Linked DNA regions of Mus musculus: regions 1 and 2 are each linked to region 3. A link is a loop called in an ENCODE intact Hi-C map of the cell type or tissue named here. Cell type or tissue: left cerebral cortex. All regions are shown on one strand. Links, peaks and the distances in the headings refer to the core of each region. The heading gives the core; the rest is flanking DNA.

Evidence for each region. A loop is a pair of places that touch in the nucleus more often than their neighbours do. Peaks named below come from ENCODE experiments on the same cell type or tissue, not always from the same donor. Only the 100,000 strongest peaks of a DNase experiment are listed, where the experiment ranks them.
Region 1: a loop joins it to region 3, with 5 times the contacts of the local background. A loop is called at or near these places in 6 of 42 quality-filtered maps.
Region 2: it touches region 3 in a loop (2.5-fold over the local background); 19 of 42 quality-filtered maps call a loop at or near these places.

What each region holds. Positions count from the first base shown.
Region 1 is chr14:34,766,491-34,771,807 of GRCm38, forward strand. It overlaps A930038B10Rik (a long non-coding RNA gene), which reads left to right. Exons shown (of 5, transcript XR_001781218.2): 4 at 2,006-2,220; 5 at 2,798-3,611. Among named protein-coding and RNA genes, the nearest start is that of Gm52101, 4.1 kb to the left of the region's middle. In left cerebral cortex, for the core only: a CTCF peak has its summit at 2,655 (motif pointing left); DNase peaks (open chromatin) are centred at 2,075, 2,660 and 3,357; H3K4me3 peaks cover 1,739 bases; H3K27ac peaks cover 230 bases.
Region 2 is chr14:34,568,096-34,573,412 of GRCm38, forward strand. Ldb3 (LIM domain binding 3) reads right to left here. Exons shown (of 15, transcript NM_001039074.2): 4 at 4,895-4,917; 5 at 3,623-3,826; 6 at 1,618-1,632. Among named protein-coding and RNA genes, the nearest start is that of Ldb3, 18 kb to the right of the region's middle. In left cerebral cortex, for the core only: a CTCF peak has its summit at 2,402 (motif pointing left); DNase peaks (open chromatin) are centred at 1,450, 2,392, 3,647 and 4,804; H3K4me3 peaks cover 1,047 bases; H3K27ac peaks cover 585 bases.
Region 3 is chr14:34,078,045-34,083,361 of GRCm38, forward strand. All of the region lies in intron 1 of A630023A22Rik (RIKEN cDNA A630023A22 gene), which reads right to left. Among named protein-coding and RNA genes, the nearest start is that of Anxa8, 5.3 kb to the right of the region's middle. In left cerebral cortex, for the core only: a CTCF peak has its summit at 2,472 (motif pointing right); a DNase peak (open chromatin) is centred at 2,496.

The sequences.
Region 1 (5,317 bases), core at 173-5,172, 690 kb after region 3:
CTCTGCGGATTCACAAACTAACCAACCTCTACTCAAATCAAATTCTAGAACATTTATATCACCCTCAAAGGCTTGCCCTGCTCCTTCACGGGGATCAATGTATTAACTTGCTCTTGGCCATCACATATGTGGAATCTTTTTTTTTTTTTTCTTCAAGACAGGGTTTCTCTGTGTAGCCTTGGCTGTCCTGGAACTCACACTGTAGACCAGGCTGGCCTTGAACTCAGAAATCCACCTGCCTCTGTCTCCCTAGTGCTGGGATTAAAGGCATGCGCCACCACGCCTGGCTGTGGAATCTTAATAAATCTGTGTCTGACTTCTCCTGAACATGCTGGAGATGTATCTGATTGTATCAGGAGTCTGTTCCTTATAATTGTGCTATTACGTCACAATTTATTTACCTGGTTGGTGACATTTCGGTAGATTCCAGCTTGAGTTTACTAAGTGTTTCACCGACACCTCTCTACTTCTCTCACGAGCATATGCACTCATTTCTCCTGGGTAAACAGGAATGCAACCGTAGTTCAGAGAGTTGAGCCTAGACTCAAATATATGCTTTCTTTCTTTCTTTTTTTTTTTAAAAAGAATTATTTACTTTATGTGTATGAGTACCAGTCTTCAGACACAGCAGAAGAGGGCATTAGACCCATTACAGATGGTTGTGAGCGACCATGGGATGCTGAGAATTGAACTCAGGACCTTTGGAAGAACATTCAGTGCTCTTAACCCAAGAGCTGTCTTTCCACCCCTCAAATACATGTTTTTCTTTTTGTTTTTCTTTTTTTGAGACAGGGTTTCTCTGTATAGCCCTGACTGTCCTGGAACTCACTTTGTAGACCAGGCTGGCTTCAAACTCAGAAATCCACCTGCCTCTGCCTCCCAAGTGCTGGGATTAAAGGCGTGTGCCACCACGCCAGGCTAAATATATGTTTTCTTGAATAGATAAACTCACTCTCTCTCTCTGGCAATTTATGATGATATTTGGGTGCTCCATAGCACTGTCAGAACTTAATATTTAATATATTTATGTTATTTTATAATATGTAAATATTTATATTGTTAATATTTTCATATTTTATATTTTAGTTGTTCTTTCTGGAATGCAGAGGCATTTTGCTGATTGTTTTTAGATTTTTAAATTTTATTTTATGTGTATGAATGTTTGTTGGTTTGTGCTTCTGACACTTCCAAGTTCACCCCCACTGACACTCTTCCATCAATAATGTCACAACTAGCCAGGCGGTGGTGGCACACGCCTTTAGTCCCAGCACTTGGGAGGCAGAGGCATACATCCTAATCTTTTCTTAAAAAATAATTAATTTTTATTTCATACGCATAGGCAGTTTTGCATGCACTCCTGTCTGTGTGAGGGTATCAGATTGGGAGTTACAGATAGTTGTGAGCTGCCATGTAGGTGCTGGCAATTAAACCCTGGTCCTCTGAAAAAGCAGCCAGTGCTCTTAAACATCGAGCCATCTCTTTAGCCCTCAATGGGGGCCGTTTTCATTCAAACTCCCACAACATGTTTGCCCACGAGTGAAGATGCTCTGGCTGGAAAGGCTGTATACTCTGACAGGTGCTTACACTTCTCAGTTGTTCCCCTCCAGGATCCTTTTCCTACCTCTTTCAGTTTGCGTGCTGATATACATACATACATACATACATACATACATACATACATACATACAATTCACTTTCTCTTGCTGGTGTTGGGATGAGCCCAGGACCTTGCACGTGTTAAGTATTCTACCCTCCCCAGCCTTACAACATTTCTGATTTTTTTTTCATACGTGTGCGCAGTGAATTTTGGTCTTATTCATCCTCAGGACCCTCTCATGTCCCCTCTCGTCCCTGGTTCTCCTCCTCTTCCCAACCAGCTCCCCTTCTGCTTTCAGGACTTCCTCCTGTTTTTGTTTACTCAGTCAGTTTAATTTTGTTTACATGAACGTGGGCGGGGGCATGGGTACCTTACTAGTGGTTTCACTACATGTCTCCCTCCCTCCAGGAACCCTTAACTGCCTAGAACTCCTCAGAGAGGCCGAAGGCTTCATGAGCCCCGCCCACCGACCTGTGATGGGCAGTGACCAGACCCAATCTGGTGCAAGTTTTTATTCACCGGGGTTCTTTCCAGCTTCTGAGAGTGCACCAGCGCATTGACCCTGTCGTATTGACGAGACTGTGTCCCATGATAGTGATGGGTACCTTCGACTGCCATCTCTGGTACACTTCCTTAGTGTCTTTTGCCTTATGATCACAGAAAGGAAGTTTGATCAACTTTTGGTTTGATTTTGTGACAGGGTACCGAACTTAGCCTCCTGAGTGTTAGGGTTGTGTACCCCAACACTTCTGCTCTTACAAAATGTTTCTTGTTTCATGCTACTCCTACCATATGATTTATGTCTGCTTATTTTGGAATACTTTTTCATTCAAAATATTATTTTCATTGTGAAGATATGATCACGATATTCAAGGTAAGAAAGAGTAAACAAGGAAAAAAGCCTTTATTTCTCTCCTGCGATTGAGGCTTCAGGGTTATGTCACCTTGCCTGTCCCACACACGTATTCAAGAGCTCGTGTCAAAAGCTAGTTCCAGCTCGGACCTTAAGTTGGAGGCAGGAGGCGCGGCCTCCAGCAGCGCGCCCACAGCGCCCTCTTGAGGCTCTGGAAGGTATCATAGAACAGAAGGATGCAGGAGGGGACCGAGGTTCTAAGGAAGGGATATTGGGGAAGGGGCGTTGGAGCAGGCGAGCTGCAGATCTCTTGAGGCTCCGAGGTCACCCGAATGCTGTGTCCACAGGACTCCGGGTCCTGGGCGTCGTCAACAGCGGCTGGGTTGACGGGACCCACGCGGATCCAGCTCACATGGCGCAAGACTCTCAACGCCTCCTCCCTCCCCTCTGCGTTCGCGCGACGAGTTCCGCATCTTTATCACCGCTCCCCCTGGGCTATGTGTGGCGGCCTAGACCTCCGGGTGTCCCCAGATGGAGCAGGTGCTTGGATGCCGCGCCGGGTTGGGGCAGGATGTTCGGATGAGCCCTATGACTTTGGCGGCCTCAGTTTCCCCAGGATGACTGCCCTCGTGCGTGGTCAGCCAAGAGGAGCGGGTCAGAGTATCCACCACGCACCGTGAGCGCCCAGAGGAGTGCATCCGCCCAAGTCCCACCTCCTAAGACTCCAGACTGTCCCTACCTCTCAGCACGTCTCCGCTCTGATCTTGATTTTCCTGGAGGTCGACCCAGGTTAAACCCCACAAGCCTTGTAGCCCCGAGCCTGTCGGGTGCGGGCTTGGCCGAGGCTTTCTCGACTGTAGCGGGCACTGTGCTGGGAGGACATGCGCAGTCGGCCAGCCAGAAGCCGGAGGCAGCCTTCTCCTGGGTGACTGGCCCCTGGGTCATCTCGCTTCAGCCTGCTTTGGTTCTAGGAGTTGGAAATGCTTAGCTTGAAGTCAATGTCCCCAGTGTAAGTGTCTGCGAGACGGCTCGCCGGGTGTAGGCGCTTGCCACCAAGCCTGACCACCTGAGTTTTCTGTGGAAGGAGAGAAGCAACACGGAAGTTATGCTCTGATCTTCACATGCGCTGTGGTGCGCACGCGCACACATCCCCCTCGTCCTGTATTTTTTTTTTTTAATTTTAAAATAAATTTAAATCTCCAATATACCGAAAACCACATGTATAAAACGTACCGAATAACAAACCACCCCACACCTCACACCTTTCTGCTTCTTAAAGGTTCCATCCTTGTCCAGGGTGTGGCTGCCTAGCCACCACTCACCCTGACTATGGTAGAGATGTTCGTTGAGGTTAGTGTTTATATTGACTTATTTGTTGGTGTTTGTTGGAGGTAGGATGGCTAACGATGTGATTGCCTTCCTGTCTGCCAGTAAACTTCAGACAGCAATACTTTTCCCCCAGAGCAAAGGCAGGGCACATGCCTGTTTCTGGGCACGTATCCATCTTCAAGAAAGTCAGTTGCTACCCTGTTGTCCTTCAAAGACATCGAGTCCTGGGATGGAGAGATGGTGTCTTGGTTAGGGTTTTACTGCTGTGAACAGACACTATGACCAAATAAAAACAACATTTAACTGGGGCTGGCTTACAGGTTCAGAGGTTCAGTCCATTATCAACAAGGCGGGAGCATGGCAGAATCCGGGCGGGCATTATACAGGACACACCTACTTCAACAAGGCCACACCTCCTAATAGTGCCATTTCCTGATCCAAGCCTATACAAACCATCACAGATGGCTTGTGGTTAAGAGCGCCCGCTGCTCTTGTAGAGGACCTGGATTTAGTCTCCAGCACTGACATGGTGGCTCATAACCATGCATAACTCCAGTTCCAAGGGATTCCTTTTCTGACTTCTGCAGGGATTAAAGGCATGTGCCACCACTGCCCGGCTGATTAGAAAGCTTAAAAAGAAAGAAAAAAAAAGAATCAGAGAACTTTCACTGTTTAGGCTCTGGAGGGAGGGGAGACTTTGGGATCAAAATTTAAGTTATAAAACAGCTGAGATGAGTATACATTTTGCTAAGACGGGCTTCCTGAAGCAGCTCACAGATGCAAAACTCATGTACTGCTGTCACTAGAGTGGACAGAGTCCCACTGACAATGCTCCATGCAAGGGACAGTGCAGACTCTCACAAAGCTGTGGCATCTTCCTGGCTTATATGGAGGGATAAGATTACTCCTCTCTAGCCTCAAAATCTCCTAAAACCAACAACACACAGAGTCTGCTTTTGACTAAATGAGGAAGGCGGTAAAGCTGTGATCTGCATTAAATAAATAAATAAATAAATAAATAAATAAATCTTTTAAAAAATAACTACTTCCACCTGGAAGCGTAGGTAGACTCCTTACTAGAGGTTGTTCTTCAGAATAGAAGCAGTTTGGACCTCTTCTTCATGAAACAATGACATTAGGAGAAACTTCATTGTTTCTATGACAACCAGTCACGGATCATTAAAAAATAATTAGCCAAAAATAAGCTTAAAAGGGGAGGGGTGGTGGTGTAAATGTCTGATAACTGGTGCCAATCTTGTTCTGGTCCCCTTGGCTACTCTACTCTACTTATAGACATTACTGGGCTATTTATTAATTTTTTTGTTCCTGGTCTCACTACAGGGTGCTGCTTGCTCAATTGCCTACTTAACTATGTAAAACAAAAATAAATTTTGTTAAATTATTAGTGCTGAGGAGATGATAAACCCCCTGCCCCAAGATGAGCTTATGACTCATGCTTATTAAGCCAGTGGGGAATGTAACAGGCCTGAGACTGTAGCACAACTGACGCTGGGTTAGAGGCATCATTCTGACTTTAG
Region 2 (5,317 bases), core at 173-5,172, 490 kb after region 3:
AAGCAGGAAATTGTGTTGGGCCCTGGGCATGATCTGCAGGGGTTATAGTTGGAGAATGAAGTTACAGGCATGGTCTGTGCCCCAAAGCAGCATAGTCTTATGTGGGGAATCTGCTAATATCCCCTTAAGCTCCCAGGGTCTGACTTGCATAGTAGGTGCTCAAAAGACTTAGCTGAATAATTTTTTTTTTCAACTCCAGATCAAAGCCAGCAGGGATCCCAGAGCTCCTCAGGTGCTGGAATTTCTACCTGACTCAAGTTTCATAGGTCAGACTGTGAATCTGTGTTGCCCAGAAAACCCCTCTCAGATGTCAGGGAGCGCTCAGAACAAGCCTATGGCAATAAACCTGCCTGCCAGCCTTTCCTCTTAGAAATGTTGAAACTGAGGTCCAGAGAGCCCAACTGAGTAGCTCCAGGCTACAATAAACAGGAACACCATTGAATGACAACTTAGGTGACCCAGTTCCCAGCCCAGTGTTCCTTTTCCTTTTGTTATTATTAGTTTTGCTTCATTATTGTTGTTGTTATTCAGAGTCTTGATATGTAGCCTTCTTTGCCCCAGTCCCCCGAGTACTGAGACTGTATACTTCCATACCTGGTTTGCCCAGTGTCCTTTCTGTCAAGTGTTCTATAGTCAGGAAGCTCAAAGCCACACCTGCCTACCAGGGACTACCTAGCTCAGATGCTCTGACCACATGAAGACCCAGCCCAGCTGAGGCATGCCCTATCTTGTACCGTCCTGCCTGGCTCCGTCTGCCCTGTCCTCTGTGGGGACTGTCTAGCCAGGACAGGATCATCCTAGTACACAAGTCAGGGAGCTGGAAAGAAATGGTCTAGTCTCCCAGGTTTGGTTCCTTAGGCCTGGCTCAGGTTGAGCTATGAGGGCAGCGAAGGAGAAGGGGTGGAGGTCCTGCCCCTGCCCCTGCCCCTGCCCCTGCTCCTGCCCCCACTTTCCTGAAGTCTTTAGCCTTGAGAGCTAGGTATTTTAAGATTGTGAGTGAGATCGATTATGGGTCCTGCAGATACCTCTGGGGTCCATCCAGGGAGAAGCTCATAGCTGAGAGAGAAACAAAGGAAAGACTGGGTTCTTGTTCTTCCTGCAGAAAGCTGGAAGACCTTAGGAAAGACTGTAAGGATTCCTAAGGTCTTTGGGCACAACCAGATCTGTTTTGGTTTGGTTTGGTTTGGTTTGGTTTTTGAGGGTTCTAGAGACTGACTTCCTAGAGGCTCCTCTTACTCTCTAGCACTAAATGAATAGCCCAGTGTGCCTTGTAACCCCTTGTGTGCCACGTTCCAGCGAAGCTAGGAAAGACTGGGAAAACCTCACCAAAGCATGGCAAGGAAAAGGCAGGAATGAAGCCTCAGCCTGGGGTGGGCGCACCGTGAGTGCCATGACCCATAGCCACATTGGCATGGGTGGACTCCAGAAAACAAGCATCTGTCTGCGTGGGCTGGAGAGGATGTCATGTGGCTGAGAGGTGGGTGTGAGGAAAAAAGGTGGACAGAGCGCACAAACTGACCACTTGTCCTCAGACACATCCCACCAAACCCGCACACCATCCTGCAATGAGACAGATGACAAGACGGACGGACGGACGGATGCTGCAGGTCTACTTACGCCAGCGGAGACGCCCTGCCAAGCGGAAGGAAACCCAGCCGTGAGTGCGCGTCCATCATGGGGTAGCAGAGGGGCAGCGCACACAAGAGAGCGGGGTTAGGACCAGAAATGAGTTAGGGGGGTGGGATGGGTGAAGGAGGAAGAGAGAGAGAAAAAAAAAACTGTCAGTGAGGAAGGAACCGTGGAAATAACAGCAGAAACGGAACACGTTATGGCCAGGAGGCTTCCTCACTGCGCCATAGCGGCATCAGCTCAGCGTGCTTGAGTTAAAAGGAAGGGGAAAGGTTGATCCTTTCCAGGCACGCTAGCAATGAGAGGCACGGAAGGGAAGGGGACGGGTGGGAGACAGCTAGATTAATCAACAGAGCACCATACTCTCCAAATCACAGGCGCCTTGCCCTGATAGTAGAATTCAATAATAGAAGTTTTCCCAGTGTATAGAAAATACAGTGTGATGAGCAATCCGTCCATTATTTTCCATTTGACTTTCCTTTGGAGACGACGACTATTTTTAAGGGCACACCAAAGACCATGCGACAAATGTTAGCCGGAAATCCCTGTTGGCTTTTGGGCTGAGTCAGGCAGACATGTTTTTTTGGGGTATATATGAACTAATGGTTGTTCTTAACAATTGCACGGTCATTTTTTTCTTTTTTCTTTTCTTTTTTTCTTTGAATGAGTGATTTAAGTAAGTAAGCACAGCCCAGATGTCTGCAAAGGGCTGCAGTAATGAACAGGTTCCAGGTTAGTGGCTGCAAAATAGACAACTTCCGCCCCCTGGTGGTCGATGAAAAGTAGTGCCTTTCCGAGACCCGGTCAGGCTCTCCTGAAGAACAGGTCTCTCTCAGGATATGCCTAGCCTCTGGCCTCTGCATATACACCACGACCACAAGGGCTTTTGACCTTATCCTGTAGGAACTTCCTGGAATCTTCTTATGTCCCTCCTATAGTATTTGATTTTATAGTTTCAGAAAAAAAGTTTAGTGTACCCTTAGTCTTTCTCTCCTGAATTGTTGGGAATTTCTGATCATCCGGGGATAACATGTTGCCTAGAGAGGTAAGCTCTACACTTTGATATTCCCAAGCAGAACAGCCTGCCCTCTCCCACCTCTGTGCTCTGTGTGTGTGTGTGTGTGTGTGTGTGTGTGTGTGTGCGCGCGCGCGTTTGTGTGTTTATGAACGAAAACAGATGACAGAGACAGATAAAAACAAGACACAACGATAGAAAAGAGACAGAGATAGAGAATGGAGGTGAGAGAGACACACACACACAAAGAAAGAAAGAGGCAAAGATGGAGACAGAAGTGGGGCTGAGGAGAAGATGGGAGCAGAGAGTGGCCCTGTTAATGCTGTACCCTTCTCATCTGAGTTTCTACCGAGTGTCCTCAGGCCACCCTCAACGGTCCTCCACCAAGCTAGTAGACCAATCCCAGGAACCAAGGGCATTTTAAATCCTACTGCCCCGAAGCAAGGCCTCCTGGGTAAAAGTGGAGAAGAGAAGTGCCCATCATCCCATCATGAGGTTGACTGCCAATAGCACCTTGGGTGGTTATTGGCCTCAGGCCTCTTCCAATAATAATTAAAAAAAAAAAAGGCTATCAAGTGCCTGGATCGGTGCTCCTCACTGGAAGAATAAAGCAATTCCCCCCAAGTATGGCTTTATAGCAATGAGGGGTCCACGGCGCTCCCCGTGCTCCTTAAAAGCACCACGGAAGCCTCTAACCAGCCCCTCTCACTGAAGCTTGGGAACGCAGACTTACAATCCCTTTAAGGAAATACGACATTCTGCATTTTTTGCCAGTTCTCCTACAACTGAACTCTGAGGAGAGTTCAGCTAGACTCTGAAGAGAGAGGGCAACACATTCCGGAAGTCCCTGGTAAAGGCTGGACCACCCCCTCCAGTGGCCTGAACCCAGGCGGGTGACTCAAGGTGAATGAAGAAAGCTGGTTCCGTGAGTGCCTGGCAGCCTCCGGGTTCCGGCATGTGGAGTGGGAAGGCGCTTACCCACTGAAGTCACTGCCCTGGGCCTGGGCCTGCCCCGCGATGGCGTCCATGATAGCATCCTGTGAGTACATGCTGATCGGGGTGTTGTACTGAGCGTGGATGATAGTGGCCTTGCCTCCCAAGCCCTTCACTTCAATGGGCTTGTGGGTGGACAGGGCTGAGTCCTTCAGGACGCTGGGGTTGAAGCGTTCCTGGTAGTCAGCACTGAGGAGGGTAGGCAGGAAAAGGGGGAAGGGGAAGAGGGGAGAGAGGACAGTAGGTGACAGTTACATGGGAAGTCGAGGCCAGGGTGCAAGTGGGTGTGGAGAGAGATCTCCCAAAGTTGAGGTCTTGGCCCAAGTAAGTTACCCATGTGGGTTGCCTGGGTGTGGCCAGGAAGATTCTTGGCACCCCCAAGACCCTGGCAGAAGAGCCATCTTTCATGTCCACCTGAATCATCTCTCCCAGCTCCCCTCTGAGGCTCCACTTCAGCCAAGACTCCTTCCTGGGGTCAGCAGGGCCACCAGGCATGGTGCACACTCCCATCACACACAGCACGATGGAGAAGCAGACACAAGAGGGTTTGGGGGGGTTGGGATTGGGAAGGGGTCAAAAGCCGGGCCACATGACAGAAGAGAGGCAGCAAGTACAAGCAGAGTCCAGAACGTTCCAGAGGCGAAAAGCAGTCACATTGGGCACACTCAGAGACTCGGAGACTCGGAGCAGAGGTCCTCCACGGAGGGGCTTATCCTGCCAGTCGCTCTGCTGTGGACTGGGACTCTGTTCTTCCACATCTTTCTACACACATGCTTCTTCCTTGGAAGATGGCTCAAGCTGCCCAGGCCCCTCCAGTCCAGCATGCTGTAGCCTGTTAGTCTCTACCCATCCAGGGCTCTTGCCTTCAACAGATAGGTACATGCCCAAGCAGAGATAAAAATGAAGTGCGTTCCTTCTCAGGGATCCCACTGGGACAGAGAGGTCTTCAGGCCACACAGGTCAGTGACAGCGCAGCATCCCACACACCTGAATTAAAAGCCTAAAGCCTTAAGCTGCTGCAGCAGGAAATGGGGAGCAAGATTGAGACCATGACGTAGATACCCATCCCTCGCAACGGCTCCCCTCCAAACTCCAGCAAACACCCGTGCAGGCTCATCTAGGGCACAATGCACCCCGGAGTCACACATGCACATATGTACTCATGCCAGCAGGCACACACCATCCACACCCAACAGATGGCAGGTGCATGCTGGAACAGCACACAGGGACACACACATGCTGTCCTTAGATACTAACTTGGCTGGAGAATTGGCTACCACCTGGAAGGAGAGAAAAAGCAAAGAAGATAGAGTAGTCAGAATGGGCCTCTACTTGGGAGGCTTGAATGTAGGGACCATCTTCAGACTGGTGGTGAAGGAGGTGGGACTGGCGAAACCTTAGTCTTGGAGGAGGAGAAGGAAGTGAGGAAGAAAGTGCAGGACCAGGAAGTAGGGCCTCAAGAACCAGCAGCTTGGGTGGAAGGTGCCAGGACTCCCACTATGGTGAGCCCCAGCACTCCAGCTTTGCCGGGGGTCAGGGGGGAAGAGGGTAGAGGAGGGAGGCAGCTTCTCTCCTGGCCCAAGAACTCCTATACAGCTGTATGGATCACATGTGTCTAACATGGCTGTAGACACTAGAGACAAAGCTGGGCTAGACCTGAGTACTGAGGCCGCTTCAAGA
Region 3 (5,317 bases), core at 221-5,220:
TCTGTTCTTACTTCACATTCTAAACCTGGGAGAAGTGAGCAGCTGTCGGCCATGTTTATTGGATGGGATTCCCCAGAGAAGCAGAAATGGATCTGCTTAGGGTATAGAAGAAAGTGCTAACACTAATATGCCTGGCTCATAGAGTTAGAAAGAGGGAGACATTCTAATGTCTGTCCTGGGGAGAAGAGAGGGAACAACAGACCTAGCCAGTTTCCTGTGTCCTATCCCCTAGAATACCTGTGTGCAAATCCCTATCCTCAAGAGTGGCGTGAGGCCACAGGGAGTCACTGGGTTGTGAAAGCAGAACCTTATTAGTGGGATTTGTGGCTTAAGTCTCCATCTGCCCTATGAGAACACAACCAGAGGCACTGCAGAGCTACAGGACTGTGGCAGACATTCGTCCAGCTTGACCTTGGACTTCCCCCTCCAGAGCTGTGAACAGTACACGCCTATTGCTTGTAAGCCACACAGTCTATGGTAGTTTGTTACAGCTGCCAAGTTGATCAGACCCAATGAAAGCAATGGACCTGGAGTGACCTCCCTCCATCTTTCAGCACTGGAGCTCCTAAAAGGTGGCAGTGTCTCTGAATAGTGGATGGTAAAGGGAGAGAAAAGCAGGCAGAAGTCGGGTATTATAAAGAAGTCACCTACATTTTAACCAATATCATGGGGTCACTAAATCTGACCAGGCCCAGACACCCAGTCCTACTATACTACCTGAACTGAAATATCCATGCAGGCTGGACACTGGGTGACATACGGCAGCCATGGAACAGCTGGCTGGTGCCTTCTTACCCATAAGACTTACCCTCTGGAGGAGGAGGGTCCCCAGAAGAAAAATATCCCAATAATAAAGAACTCTATTTCTTTCCTGAATCTCTTAGGTAGAACTGCAAGCTTGCTAACACTCCCCAGGCCACATCAGAATGCACCCCCAGCCTGCAGGGGCATACCCGCTTTGTCAGCTGGGGAATGCCCACAGGAATGGAGGTTAGTCTTGGGGCCACAGACTAAGCAGGTGTCCCCAAAGCACTCTTCACCATGGTGAGGAACCAGACCCAACAGACTCCCCGTGAGTGGCTGTCACACCACATACTTCTTTCCTGTTCTCTCCCACCCACCTTTCACGACATCCCTGGGAAGCTGTGAGCTGTGCTGGCGGAAGAGAGCCCATCACCATGTCCCCACCCAAGCATGGCCTCCCCAGCAGAGTCCCACACCCGCCTCCAGCCTACAGAAGGGGTCTTGTGTGCGTGCTAGAGCCGGGCCCACGCAGCAGGAAGACGTTCCATTCCTTATGTTCAAGAACCAGGGTCTTGTGTGTGAGCTCACCTCACAGAGCCTGTAGTAGCATGCACAACGCCTGCACAAGTTCAGCCAGATGGGGGAAGTGGACACCGGCTCCCACCTCTAACAAACAATCTGTGATTGATACCCACTGTCAACAGAAAACGGAAAAATCACTTTTCTCCAATGGAGTCTCACTAGGTGTATTAACACGTTTTGGTGCAAGCCACACACAGGGTGGTACTTGGCAAACACAGGACAAACTCAATGATATTTTTATAGACATGGCGTCTCATTTTGCTTTGTTTGGGTTTTTTTTTTTTATCTTATTGACCTTTGGCTTGTTTATTTTTATTTCTGGGGTGTGTGTGTGTGTGTGTGTGTGTGTGTGTGTGTGTGTGTGTGTGTTGGCGTTTTGTTTTGTTTGCTTACTTGTCTGTTTAAAGGGAAAGAGAAAAGCATATGATGTTGGGTAGGTGGGGAAGAGGGTCTGGTAAGAACTGGGGAGGGGGAAACATGGTAAAATACATCATATGACTTTTTTTCAATTAAAAAAATAAAGATGGGTCTGAGTTATCAACAGCATTATTGCTGCACTGGTTTTCCTGAGCCGCCTTGACTGAGCACCTCAGACCGACACCAAGCATCTCAGACCGGCTGCAAGGTTGTCAAGGAGACATATCGTTTCCTTGGACAAAGGAGAGAGTAGTGACCCACTACTACCGGGCTCAGGATCCCGGTGGTAGTTTGGGCATGACAGGCACCAAGGGTAGAAGACCAAGCAAGGTTCGGCTCAGGAGCCTGGATTTAACTCAGGGGTCCCAAATCCAGAGATGTAATTCCTTGTGACTAAAATTCCTGCTGCTTCCCTGTTTTCCCATTGTCTGGGGATGAGTTGAGCCTCTCAGGAACAGAACCCAGAGAGCTATGGATCTAGTGGGACTTGCCAGGTAAGAAGGAGGCCAGGGCTTAGTTTATGAGGTGGTCACAGGCCACATCTGTAGAACATCTGTAGAAGTTATGACCACGGGATAGAGGGGACTGAGAGTATCTCCTGTGTGCACCACACCCCTGCTTAGGGTCATTCTGCCTTGGTGACCTCCCACATTCTGCCTTCTGCGCCTAGGCTGTCATCCTGAGGTCTGGGGAATGAGGGTGAAGGAGCTGATGTTAGTGCTACACTATTCCACAAGGTGGCGCCCAGCGCTTACATTTGTTCACTAAACCGCTCTCCAAGTTCCGCTGGGTAGGCCAGATACAGCGCAGGCCTTTCCCTTTCTGCAGATGTTTCTTGAAAGCGCCAAGAGTCTGACAATGCCTAGAAGCAGCACCCTGCATCACTCTAAGTCCCCAAACCACACAGCCCCCAAACCAAAGAGTAACTTCCTGTCCTGAACATCAGAGAGGTGCTGGGACCCACCAGCCCTGAGCCAGCTCCACTGTAAAGGGCTGACCAATAGGAGTTCTGGATTCTCCTAAATAAGTGCCCATCATGAAGCTTGGCCCTCCCTTTCCCCCAGTATCTTCTTACTCATTCCCGGAGACATCACCGGGTGGTATTCAGGGTAGCACAACACCTATAGTACTCCAGCAGGCGTGGTGGTTTTGAACCATTCTTTGTGTTATCTTCCTCAGCCAGAGCTTGAACCTGGCCATCTGCTAAATATACAGCTCAGATATCCTTTTATCCGCTCCATGAAATCTTCCAATTTGTACAATATAGTCCCATCCCATAATTTAAGTTTATTTTAACCTTCAATTTACCACACCTTCATTTGCTCTCCAGTAGCACCCCTGAGCCAGGCCCATGGTCTACTCTTACTCCAACAAGCTAAATGTCTCTGTTTTACACACACACACAAAGATACCTACCCCATCTTATTTCAAAACAGTCTCATTCTATAGCCTAGGTTGACCTGGACTCAGTATATAACCCAAGCTACCCCAATCCCATGATAACCCTAGTATCTTAGCTTCCCGAGAGTTGAGCTTATCGGTCTGAGCCACCACACCTATCTTTGGCTTCTTTGCTTGTGTCCATGATCAGGTTAGAGCTGCAGATCCAGGTGGATGGATGCGATTGTTCGTCTTTTCTGTGCCTGCCCTGGGCTACTGAAGGCTACCAGTCGAAAGCAAACACCACAGATGCCTGTCTACCAACTGCTCACATGGGCTGATGTTTGCCAACTTAACCAAAGCCCCCAGGCTAAGCACAACTCACCAATACAGAATTCAGCTAAAAGCAAGAGATCCATTTCCCAAGTATCAGAAAATTTGTAAGGGATATTATAATCAAAGAAACTTGAAGCCAAATTATTGGATGATTGCTTAGAGAACTAGGGCCAGGCCAGGAGTGGTGGTGCACACCTTCGATTCCAGCGCTCAGAGGCGGGGGCAGCGGGATCTCTGTGAGCTCATGGCCAGCCTAGTCTACAGACTGAGTTCCGGGCCAGTCCGGTTGTAGAGAGACCCCGTCTTACAAACTAAAAATACAAAAGAACAGGGATTTTGCATAAAAGGATGAAAAGCCAGACTTTAACATTGGAATCTTCATCCCTACAAGCCAGAGCTAGGGAAGGCTGACCCTAATCCCAACTTCCTAAAACAACACCAAAAACCTCATCTGTACCCAGAACACACCTCAGACGACCTTCTCTCATATAAACTATGGGAATCCACTGCTCTGAGACTGAAGTGAGATTTATAAAAACAAATTGCAGCCCATTGCAGCTGATAGAGTGCGACAGGTTTCAGCAAAGCCACCTCTAGAGTCCCCTTACCCACCCATAGTGCTAGGGCCTATGGGAAATTTTTCTTGCAGAAGAGGATCCAGGAGAGAGAAAATCTTCAGTATCTAAACAAGGAGAGTCAAGAAACAAGATACAGCCGGGCGTGGTGGCGCACGCCTTTAATCCCAGCACTTGGGAGGCAGAGGCAGGCAGATTTCTGAGTTCGAGGCCAGCCTGGTCTACAAAGTGAGTTCCAGGACAGCCAGGGCTATACAGAGAAACCCAGTCTCATAAAACCAAAAAAAAGAAACAAGATACAAGAAAGATTAAAATCTAGTGCCAGTCTAATGTGAGTATGGTGTTCATATTTTTTCCTTCTTACAGCTATGTATGCTGATTACAGAATTATGCTTGCTCCAATAAACAATATTTAAGATGTGTTTTAAAATAATGAGATGAGAAGCCAAGAATGGAGGGAAAAATAGAACAATCCGGAAAAGGCAGCGTTTGAAAAAGGGTGAAAGTAACGTTTTTGAAAGCAAATGGACTTGGAAATTTAACGTGGCTGGATGGAGCTGAGAAGAGCGTTGGACTCTCCAGGGTGTGGCCCCGAAAATTGACTTTGGCTGTAGGAGACAGTGGCATCTGAGGACCAGATGAGAGGCAGCAGTGTGTGGCAGCTCTCCACCCTCAGTGGTCAAAGGTGACAGGAAGATGCCGGAGCAGAACACACAAACCCACAAGCTGGGTGTACTGCCTTTCTGGGTAGAGCAAACAGGGGAAAAATCCACGGCACAGCCTGCTATGATGGGGAGACCCAGAGGGTTTAGACCCCAGAAGGCCTGCGGTGGGTGGATACTAAAAGGCAAACTGGGCAGAGGCAGAGAATCACTCCACTCAAGCTGCAGATGCCGTTGCTGGGCCTCTGTATGGGTCTATGTTCTGGGACTACATAGGGGTTCCCTCAAATCTACTATGCTGGGTCACTTACACTAGGGCTGGGTGGGTTCATTGACATCACTTGACTATTCAAACCTCTGACAGTTACCCCTCTTTAGCCAACTCTTCCTTCATCTCATTAAAACTACAGTCGTACTGAGTTTGGCAGCCCATTCAAACACCCTGAGCCCTCACCAGGCCCTCATGGGAGAACACATTGTACCATGCTTCCCACATGTCGGGTTGGACCTGTGAGGAGAGCTGGGTGGAACCCTTGTTTGTACCATGTTCTATATGGCCAGCATCCCAGATAGCCCTTGATAGTCTGTGAGCCTCACCCAGTCCCAAACTCCACCTGCCTG